2 separate regions of the Homo sapiens genome follow, and region 1 is linked to region 2. A link is an interaction called in ENCODE POLR2A ChIA-PET data of the cell type or tissue named here. Cell type or tissue: PC-9. All regions are shown on one strand.

Evidence for each region. ChIA-PET counts read pairs that join two places held together with the same protein. Peaks named below come from ENCODE experiments on the same cell type or tissue, not always from the same donor. Only the 100,000 strongest peaks of a DNase experiment are listed, where the experiment ranks them.
Region 1: POLR2A ChIA-PET joins it to region 2 with 5 read pairs; 1 of 35 experiments calls an interaction of 5 or more read pairs at or near these places.

The regions. Positions count from the first base shown.
Region 1 is chr1:93,773,118-93,778,117 of GRCh38, forward strand. It overlaps a transcript of BCAR3 not described here. Among named protein-coding and RNA genes, the nearest start is that of MIR760, 71 kb to the right of the region's middle. In PC-9, no CTCF peak of the experiment used is centred here; a DNase peak (open chromatin) is centred at 2,324; H3K4me3 peaks cover 3,107 bases; H3K27ac peaks cover 5,000 bases.
Region 2 is chr1:94,333,257-94,338,256 of GRCh38, forward strand. ARHGAP29-AS1 (ARHGAP29 antisense RNA 1) reads left to right here. Exons shown (of 4, transcript XR_002958338.2): 3 at 53-153; 4 at 1,256-1,550. Among named protein-coding and RNA genes, the nearest start is that of ABCD3, 83 kb to the right of the region's middle. In PC-9, CTCF peaks have their summits at 2,799 (motif pointing left) and 2,998; DNase peaks (open chromatin) are centred at 2,765 and 3,925; H3K27ac peaks cover 1,728 bases.

The DNA of each region.
Region 1 (5,000 bases), 560 kb before region 2:
TAGCTTGCAGACCCCAAAGGCAGGGAGAGAGGACCCTACGTCCCTTTCTCATGTTTCCTCCTGTTGACTAAAAGATGCCTGCGTTTGAATCTACAATCCACAGGGATGGCATTACAAGTCTTCAGGCAGCTGAAAGTCACAGTTGTTCAAACCAATCATTGTGGCACTTGACAATGTCAAAAGACTTGAGAGAATTTCATAGGTGAAAAAAAAATCTTACAAGCTAATGAATGCTTAACAAAAGCTTCTCTATGGAGCTGAACTAGTTCAGAACATAAATGCTGTTTAGGGAGACTGGACAGGAAATGGGACACCCCTGTGCAGGTGGGAAGGGGAGGGGGGCAGACAGAAAGCTTCCCTGGATGATTTCCTAAGAATCAGTGCCTGTCTCCTGGGTCCTAATCCACTTGATCTCTGGTCAGGATTTATTTCCATAGCCCCATGAAACCTGGTGATTGGACCCTGCTCATGAAAGTCTTAGACCAGGTTCCAGTTGCACAATCAGCTAGTGCCCAGTGCCTATAAAGTATAGGACTGGATTTCCACATGGTGCTGGGAATCAGCAGTGAACTGTGTCCAAAGCTCTGTCCCAGCCTGACCAGGACCTCTTAGGTTAGTCCATTCCCCCACCCCAGCCACCACACCTCCATTAGCTCTTTTTTTCTTATGTTTTCTTTATATTAATGCTCCTTTTTTTAAAAATAAAAAACAGAACAGCCTTCTCCTTCTAGCCAGCTCATCCTGCATCTCTTGTGTTGGCCTCAGGACTTTTACTCAACTCCTTCTCTATTCCCTACTTGAATCCCCTCCTCAAGTCCCACTAAAATGGTGATTTCTGAGTAGCCTTATTTGTAAGCCAAATGCTGTTATTGAAACAACAAAGTTGTCAGATGATCAAGAACTTTGTTGGTCCCTTTAAAGTAAGCATATGCTTGTCTTCGAATAACTATCAATTGGCCACATTTCACAAAGGAAGTTAAGAGCAATCAGGAGTAACTCCAAAATATACTCTTCAGGGAGAAACTACGTAAGCCAGCATTGACTTTTCAAACAGGCACATGAGCATTATTTTAAAAAGGACAAGCAGCAGGGCACAGTGGCTCATGCCTGTAATCCCAGCACTTTTGGGAGGCCGAGGTGGGTGGATGATGAGGTCAGGAGATCGAGACCATCCTGGTCAACATGGTGAAACCTTGCCTCTGCTAAAAATACAAAAATTAGCCGGGCGTGGTGGCGTGCACCTGTAGTCCCAGCCACTCAGGAGTCTGAGGCAGGAGAATCGCTTGAACCCAGGAGGCAGAGGTTGCAGTGAGCCGAGATCGGACCACTGCACTCCAGCCTGATCAACAGAGCGAGATTCTGTTTCAAAAAAAAAAAAAAAAGACAAGCAAACCAAACTATGTACATTTTGACCCTAGCCTTGATACTTATTGTTGAAGCTGTAAAGGAGGCCCCACATAGCCTGTACTGAGACAGTTGACCATCACCCAAGCCCTGTCCCTATGGTCTAACAAACCTCTCCTTGGCAAAGCAACGACCTGAAGTTATCTATCCCATTCAGGAGATCGTATGGCAAGAGCTTCACTAAGCAGTCAATGAGGGAATACTTTTTCAAAGAGCATTTTCTATAGCTTTCTATCTGGTTTCTCACACATCTTCAATGACATCTGAAAAGCTTTGCTGAAGTGAAATGTATTTGTCTGTGGCCAGGTTACTCAAATTGCCTCTCTTCCTTGCCAGGGAATTCCAAAATCTGGCAAGAGATGTCTTGTATAAAGTCCCACACAGCAGGAAAGAAAAGCCATGCTGACACAGAGGACTTCCAGAGGATTAAACACAAACCACATTTTTAAACAAAATAGAGTAAGCTAAAAAGTAAGCTAAAATAAAATCTTACTCTGGTTACCCACTTTCAGAGAAGCCACTAAGCCATCAGAGGCACTGGTGCTACACATTAGCATTTTAGTTTCTTAACTTGGACACACCACCAGCTAAGCAATTGCTGCGTCCAGGTAAATTTAATTGAGTTTAACATCCCTCAGTCCTAGAATCTTTCAACGCTAGTGCCTGTGAACTTACCTAACGACCAGAGGCAGGTGAATCTCATGGTGCTGATGCTTTTATCTCTCCTGGGCTGGGGCATCATATAAGAGGGGATTCAAGGGTGTATCAAGCACTCTCAGCCTGGGGGCAGCTGTGTACTTTTGGCTGTGAGTGCTCTCAGAGAGGCACAGAGGTGCTCTCCATAGAGAGGCACCAGGAGCCAGGCATGCTCCTGACCGCTCCAGCCTCTACCTGCCCAGCACGCGCGCGGCTGGTGAGTCACAGTGTGATGCGGACAGGTCCAGGAGGTTTGTTGTGTGCTTGCTTCATATCATAGGGCACTTCCTGTCCTGAGCTGAAAGGAAGGGCTTTTTTAAGAGATGCATATTTTTTAAAAAATTCATTTTCTATATGTGTTCAAGAAGGTGCATGGCAGCATTATCTCTAAGAGGAAATCACTGGAAAAAAAGTGCCTGCCATTCAGGGACCAATTTGAAATAAATACGATTTTCCACATAATGGAATAAAAAAGAGGAGGATGTGTATTTGCTGCTATGAAAATGTCTCTAAGATATATTGCTGGGTGGAAAAAAAGCGAAGTTGCAAACATACTTAGGCTTACAGAAAGGTCCAAATCATGCTTATTTTTGTATATGCTTAGAAAAATGTCTGGAGCAATTCACAAGAAACTTGAAGCAGTGAAGACTCCAGGAAGTAGAACTGGGGAGGAGTGATCTTAATTTTTCTGCACTTTTTGAATTTTCTTTTTGACTCTGTATGTACCTAGGACTTTTATAATAAAAGGGGTTTTGAAAAATTCCTTTCTTGCCTAATGAAAAGTATTCTCGTCAGCTAGCCAGTAGCTTCCAGCAAACAAAAGGTTTCCATCAGCAATCAAGCTGCAGTGAATAAGTTTGAAAAGAGAAACTCAATTTCCTAGGAAAGTATCTAGAATAGAAGATCTCAATGAGGCTGAGGGAGGGAGGTATCCTCAGCAGTATCTGGTAGGTTCTGATACTTCCCAAGCTGAGAAGCATTAACTAAACATACTGCATGTTAATTCTTTCTAATTTTATAGGATAGAAAATGTCCGCATATGAAGCAGAGATAATAATATAATGAACCCCCATGTCCCCACCACCAAGTTTCATTAATTAACTTGGCTAACTTTGTTTCATAGCCAACCCACGCCCTACTGTCTTCCCACCCCCAAACATGCCATTTTATCTGCGGAAATGTACTACTGTAAGTTAAAGACTCTCCCCTTTGTAAACATTACCACAATATAATTAAGTTTTTTAAACTGTCGATAAGCCATTATTTTATTAAATATCTAGTAAGTATTCAAATTTTCAAACAAAATCTATATATTGTATTTGGTTGTTACGTCTATTATGTCCATTTTATTATAATTTACAGAGCTCTCTCCTGGAATTTCCTTGCAATTTATTTGTTGAAGAAACCAAGTTATTAGTCCTGTAGAGTTTCCCACATTCTGGATCTTGCTGATTCTACTGCCTGTGGTATTTTTTAACATGCCTTTTTGTACTCTCTACTTCCTGTAAATTGGTAGGTAGATCTAGACTTACTCTGATTTATGTCTAATTCTTTGCCAATAGGTGGTATGCTCTGCCAGAAAATAAAGTCTTATGTCTTCCTATTTGTGATCTAGGCTGCCCTTGATGATTATTACGGGTTGAACTATGTTCCCCAAAAGGATATGTTGAACATTTACCCACCAACGCTGTGCCTGTGATCGTGACCTCATTTGGAAACAGGGTTCTTACAGATGGAATCAGGTTAAAATGAGGTCATACTGGATTAGGGTGGGCCTTGATTCAGTCCTTATAAGAGGACAATTTGAACACAGATAGACACAGGGAGAAGACAGCCATGTGACCATGGAGGCAGAGAAGGGAGTGATGGTTCTACAAGCAGAGGAATGCTGAGGATTGCTTGCTGGCAAACAAAAGGAAGAATTCTTTTCTAGAGGCTTCAGAGGAACACAGCCCTGTCAGTATTTTGATTTCTGATTTCAGCCTCCAGAGCTGCGAGACAATAAATTTCTGTTGTTTTAAGCCACCTGGTTTGTGGTACATTGTTATGGCAGCCATAGGAAACTAATACAATTATTGATACCCAGAATTATTATTTATTTAAGAGCTTGCAAATAATATTTCTTCTGCTTTCTTCTTCCTCCTCTTCTTCTTCTTCCTCCTCTTCTTCTTCCTCTTCTTCCTCTTCCTCCTCCTCTTCCTCCTCCTCTTCCTCCTCCTCCTCTTCCTCCTCCTCCTCTTCCTCCTCCTCTTCTTCCTCCTCCTCCTTCCTCTTCCTCCACCTCCTCCTCCTCCACCTCTTCCTCTTCTTCTTTCCTTCTCCTCTTCCTCCTCCTCCTCCTCCACGGGCATGCACCACTGTGCCTGGCTAATTTAAAATTTTTTTTTGTAGAGATGGGGGTCTCGCTAGGTTGCCCAGGCTGGTGGCAAACTCCTGGGCTCAAACAATCCTCCTGCCTTGGCCTCTCAGAGTGCTGGGATTACAGGCATGAGCCACCACACCTGGCCCAATATTTCTTCTAAATTATTGGCTGGAATACTCCTATAGAAAGAAACATTCCCTTCTCCACTATTTGGTTACCCTGAGGTTCAATTTATATGGCAAATGTAGATTCCTTTGCTTTGCTTTCCTGTTTTCAGAATAATGAGTTGGTTCCCCAGTATTATCCAAAGGTGAACAATGGTCTTTATTTTTCTTTTTTGAACATCATTATAAACTTGTGAATTTCCAACAGAATTCATGTGGATTTCAGTCCTTTTTAGTTATTCTTATTCATATTAACATTGTCCCATTTGTGGCCAGTGAGAGCCTTGACAAGTTGACTTCTGAGTCCTGTTGACATGACCCCAGGGATCTCTGACACTTCCCTCACTATCTGGTATATCATGGTGTTTAAGCTT
Region 2 (5,000 bases):
TTGATGCTCTGAGCTAGCAAGTTTGATGTCCTTCTTCTGTTCCCTATTCTAGGTCTGGGCTTGATGTTCACCGATTTTCCCTCAGCTCCGACTGTGGCTCCTCTCAGCTGACTCTGACCCTGCTCTCAGCCGGGCTGCATCTGCCCATCTCAGGTAAACATGGCTGAGCCTAGGTAAACTGTGGGACCTCTCAGCTGGAGCTCCACTCCTGTGCGTGGAACACCTGGCTGGTTTGGCAATTGAATTAGACACTGGGAAGGCATGAGCTGACATCGCTCTTCCTTCAAATATTTGGAAGGGGCAGTTTCCTTATTCACTACGGCCTCGAAGCAGAGAATGAGGAATACTGGGGCACTAAAAGGACTGAGTGTAACTTAAAACAAAAAGGCGCTCGACAGCAGCCAGAGCTACCACAGCTGTCATTTTGTCCTCACTGAAAGGGCTCCAGCAAAGGCTGGATAACCATCAAGTGGCAACACTCTGGGAACGTTTGCAAAGGGAGCCACGCATCCTACAGATAATTTTACCAGCAGGTTTGCAGGTTCCTTCAGCACTGAGCTTCTCAGATTCTAAACTTTTATACTTCTTTGAGTTAAAAAAAAAAAAAAAGTCAGATGCAGCTGGGCGCGGTGCCTCACGCCTGTAATTCCAGGACTTTGGGAGGCCAAGGCAGGCGGATCACCTGAGGTCAGGAGTTCGAGACCAGCCTGACCAATATGGTGAAACCTCGTCTCTACTAAAAATACAAAAATTAGCTGGGCATGGTGGGGTGCACCTTTAATCCCAGCTACTTGGGAGGCTGAGACAGGAGAATTGCTTGAACCCGGGAGGCGGAGGTTGCAGTGATGAGATCATCCCACTGCACTCCAGCCTGGGCGACAGAGCAAGACTCCCTCTAAAAAAAAAAAAAAAGTCAGATGCTTGACTAGAAGGGACAACTCGGAGTGAGAACTGGAGGGTCATTCGTGTGTGGTTGTTGCCAAGGAGGAAATTAAAAACTGAGAAACAGGAGAGTTAAAATCTAAGTTGGGAGAGGGGAACCTCAGATCCCTTCTGAGGATATAGTTAAACTGTCTGTGTTTTCTGTGCCAAACAGAGCAGCTTAGACCTAAAGAATGTCAGCAATTTTCATCCTCCCACACAGCTACTTTATAATAATTAGTTTTACTACTTTTTTTCACAAGCTATTACTTTAATTATTTTAATTAAGTTGTTCATGCACTTGCGTTGCTTACAAGCACTTTTCTTTTTATAGCACATCAATAAACAGCAGAGGGAAACTACCACCTTGGAAGGAGCCAGGCAGTTTCTGCTGGGTAGGCCGCAGCCTGGAACATGGAAGTAGCTTCTTCCATCCTACACTGGAAACCACCCAGCATCCCGGGCCCTCCAGAGAAGAGCCAGACTCCCTTCCCTGGGAAGAGACTATAGTCCTATCTGTATCCTCCGTGGTCATTGCCCCTCAGTCACAGCAATGAAGAGCAAATTACCTGTTTTCTGTATGTTCCTCTGACAACAACTGCCACAGAGTAAATATGAAAGGTTCTGGATGATTCCTTGTCAGCTTTTATTAAAATTCCACATACTTGGCATTTCTTAGCTATCTGGGTTGACTCCTGGTTCCACCCCTTACTAGTTGCGTGACCTTGAAAAAGTGACTTACCTTCTCACATTCTCAGTTTCCATATCTGTCAAGTGTAGGTAAAAGCACCAAACTGGTAGAGTTATTTTGAGAATTATATGAGTTCTGAGTGAGAGGGTGCTAAGACCTTGCTGGTTAGAGTGGTTTTTCAATCCTGATCACCTCCTTCTCCCTCTTAGCTTCTTTTCTCCTCCCCCTCCTGCTTCTAGTCTAGGCTTCTGGCAATTTTGACGTAACAAAAGTGGGATTCCTTCATTCCTGACTTCAGAGCTTTTCCTTACTTCAGTATTGCATGATAATTCTCAAGCCTGTTCTTTACATAAATACAAAAAGGAGAAAGTGAAATAGTAGAGGAACCGACCGATTTGAAGGAGCTGCCACTATTTGATTCCTCCTGTTAGGACATCTGAATGACCCCAAGTTCCTGTTCTTGAGGCTGTTGTATCATATTCTTAAAAGCTATGCATGCATTCTGCTTTGAATGTGTCCCTCAGCCTCATTCTTCTCCACTTGCTGGGGGCCATCCCGCCCCACGGGAAGGTAAGTTCAGGCTCAGAAGGAAAGACACGACAAAAAAATCTTGCTTTTATTTTTGTTGTCTAAAATCATGTTTCATGCTCTTCTTTGAATAAAATCCAGGACTCCAGAGATGACCTGTTACTTTTCTTTCAGCAAGTCTCTAATTTGCCGAGGAGTAAACTTGTAATGAAAAGAAACCAGAACTCCCCAAGGTAGCTCCCCCTCACAGTCATTCCTCAAGGCAGGGGATCTTTAGAGCAGACCTCAAGAACTCCATCCTTTCTGTGAAATAGGGCTGCTAACTCAACACCTGTTAAGTATGATTTTTTAAAATATATTTTTTGTTAAAACTTTGATTAATAGAGACAGAAACTTTCACTCCAAAACCTTTGCTATGATTAGATCTAGAACAGAGACTATTTGGTCTACGTTTGAACTGAAAAGTTTGCCCTTGACCTCGTGAATTGTATTGTTCTAATTAAAGTGATAACTGCAGTATTAGCTTTTATATAATTCCAATAACCAAATCGAGACTGCCCATTTAGGTTTTCAAAAGGAATCTGTTAGCACCATCTTGTGACTATTTTGGTACCGCTTAAAGAACAAAATTTTCAGCCTGAGGCTTGCTTGTGTTCAAAAAGGCGTCTTCTCGCGCCCTCTTGTGATGTGTTACAAAACTGGGAGAAACAACAGATACAGGATAACGCCTGTGGTTCCAGGAATTGCTCTTCCTGCTATCATAGCTATTAGTGATTCTTTGAAAAATCACGGCTATTAATAAAAATCACTTCTATTAATTTTGCTTGTAAGTTAATAAAGCAAATTACAAAGCAAATATATGTAATTTGCTTTATTAATTTACAAATATAAAGTAATATGAGAAATAACAATAAAGTCTCATTGTAACCTCAAAAATGGAAATCAAGGTAGGAGGCTGAGGAGGGTGGATCACGAGGTCAGGGGTTCGAGACCAGCCTGGCCAACACGGTGAAACCGTCTCTACTAAAGATACCAAAAATTAGCCGGGCGTGGTGGCACGCTCTTACTTAGGAGGCTGAGGCAGGAAAATCGCCTGAACCCGGGAGGTGGAGGTTGCTGTGAGCTGAGATTGTGGCGCCACTACACTCCAGCCTGGGCAACAGGGTGAGACTCTGTCTCAGAAAAAAAAAAAAAAAAAACCCACAAAAAGTTAAAGCTGGCCAGCCAAAGAAAACATAAACTATACTTATGCTATTTCCTCACAGCAGCAGCACTTTGGTTCGTAAATGGAAGTGCCCGCCATCTTGGTAACTAAGCTTTCTACACACTAGGTGCTGCTCTAATTTTGTCACATGTGCATTCGCACCACAAAGAGGTAAGCCCTTTACCATAATCCTCATTTCCCAAAGAGAAAACTGAAGCACAGAGAGGGAACTGCCAAGGGCCAGTGACTGGTCAGTGACAGAGCTGGCGGGTGAAGCTGGGACTGAAGGCCAGCCACTGCAGGGGCCGAGGGAGAGCTTTCCCCTTGTTTCTCTGAAGGTTCTCTGAAGAAATCAACTAGCAAAAAGCAGGTTAATTGGAAAAAAGGCATACACATCTATTTAACATGTATATATGGGCGCCTTCAGAATGAAGACTCAAAGATAAAAGAGAAATTGTCCATTTTTATGCTTAGGTACACCACAGTATGGACAGCCATGTAGAAATATGACTGGATGAAAAGAGTATGATCCAATGCTAATAGACTGAATGGGGACGCCCAGCAAAGCCTGTCTGTCTGGATTCTTCTTGGCCTCCTGAGCACCATTCCTTCCTTCTGGGTATGGGGCAGGACCCTGTCTGGAATGGGGGGGGCGGTTATACGACTCATAGTCAAACAAGGTGGGTCAGATAATTTCTTTATAGCCTGTTTTTATGCAGAAAAGTGGAGGGAAAATTAAAGTAGTATTTTTCAGTTTTATGACTAGCTTTGGGGAGAAAAGATTCTGGTTTCTATGACCTGCCTTGGGGGCAGAGGGATTCTAGTTTCTATGACTAGCCTAGGGCAAGTATGGCACTGATAGGGCGGAAGGGCAGAGAAACGGTTTTGCTTCTAAGGGTGCTTCCAAGGCCTTCATTTTGAGGCATTGATTTCTGAGCCCCAACACACCCCTACTTCACACTACCCACGACTGTGACTTTGGGCAGGATTTTAGTGTCTATTGCCACCTGCTTTTAACCTTCATTGTTCTCCTAGCCCTTTAGCAATGTCATCTAAGCACTTGGTAAACGGTGGTGTGAGTCCTGAAAAAAGCACCTGAAAAACCTCGCATTGGAAGTGGACTTTAGGTGTGATACAATTTGAAGTGCAATATAAGAGATATTGATAAAATCTCATTTTAACCTCTAAAATGGAAACAAAGAATATCCTTCCCATTTTTGGCCGGGCGCGTTGGCTCACACCTGTAATCCTAGCACTTTAGGAGGCCAAGGTGGGTGGATCACAAGGTCAAGAGATCGAGACCATCCTGGCCAACATGGTGAAACCCCGTTTCTACTAAAAACACAAAAATTAGCCGGGCATGGTGGCACGCACCTGTAGTCCTAGCTACTTGGGAGGCTGAGGCAAGAGAATTGCTTGAACCCAGGAGGTGGAGGTTGCAGTGAGCCAAGATCACACCACTGCACTCCAGCCTTGTGACAGAGTGAGACTCCATCTCAGAAAGAAAAAAGAAAGAAAGAAAAGAAAAGGAAATCCTTCCCATTTTTTTACATTTGTTAAAACCACAAAATCTTAAAGCTGGCCAGCCAGGCAGTTGCCATATCTGTGCTGTACATTTAGGAGAAACTTGCAGGCTTTCTCAACCTTGGCACTATT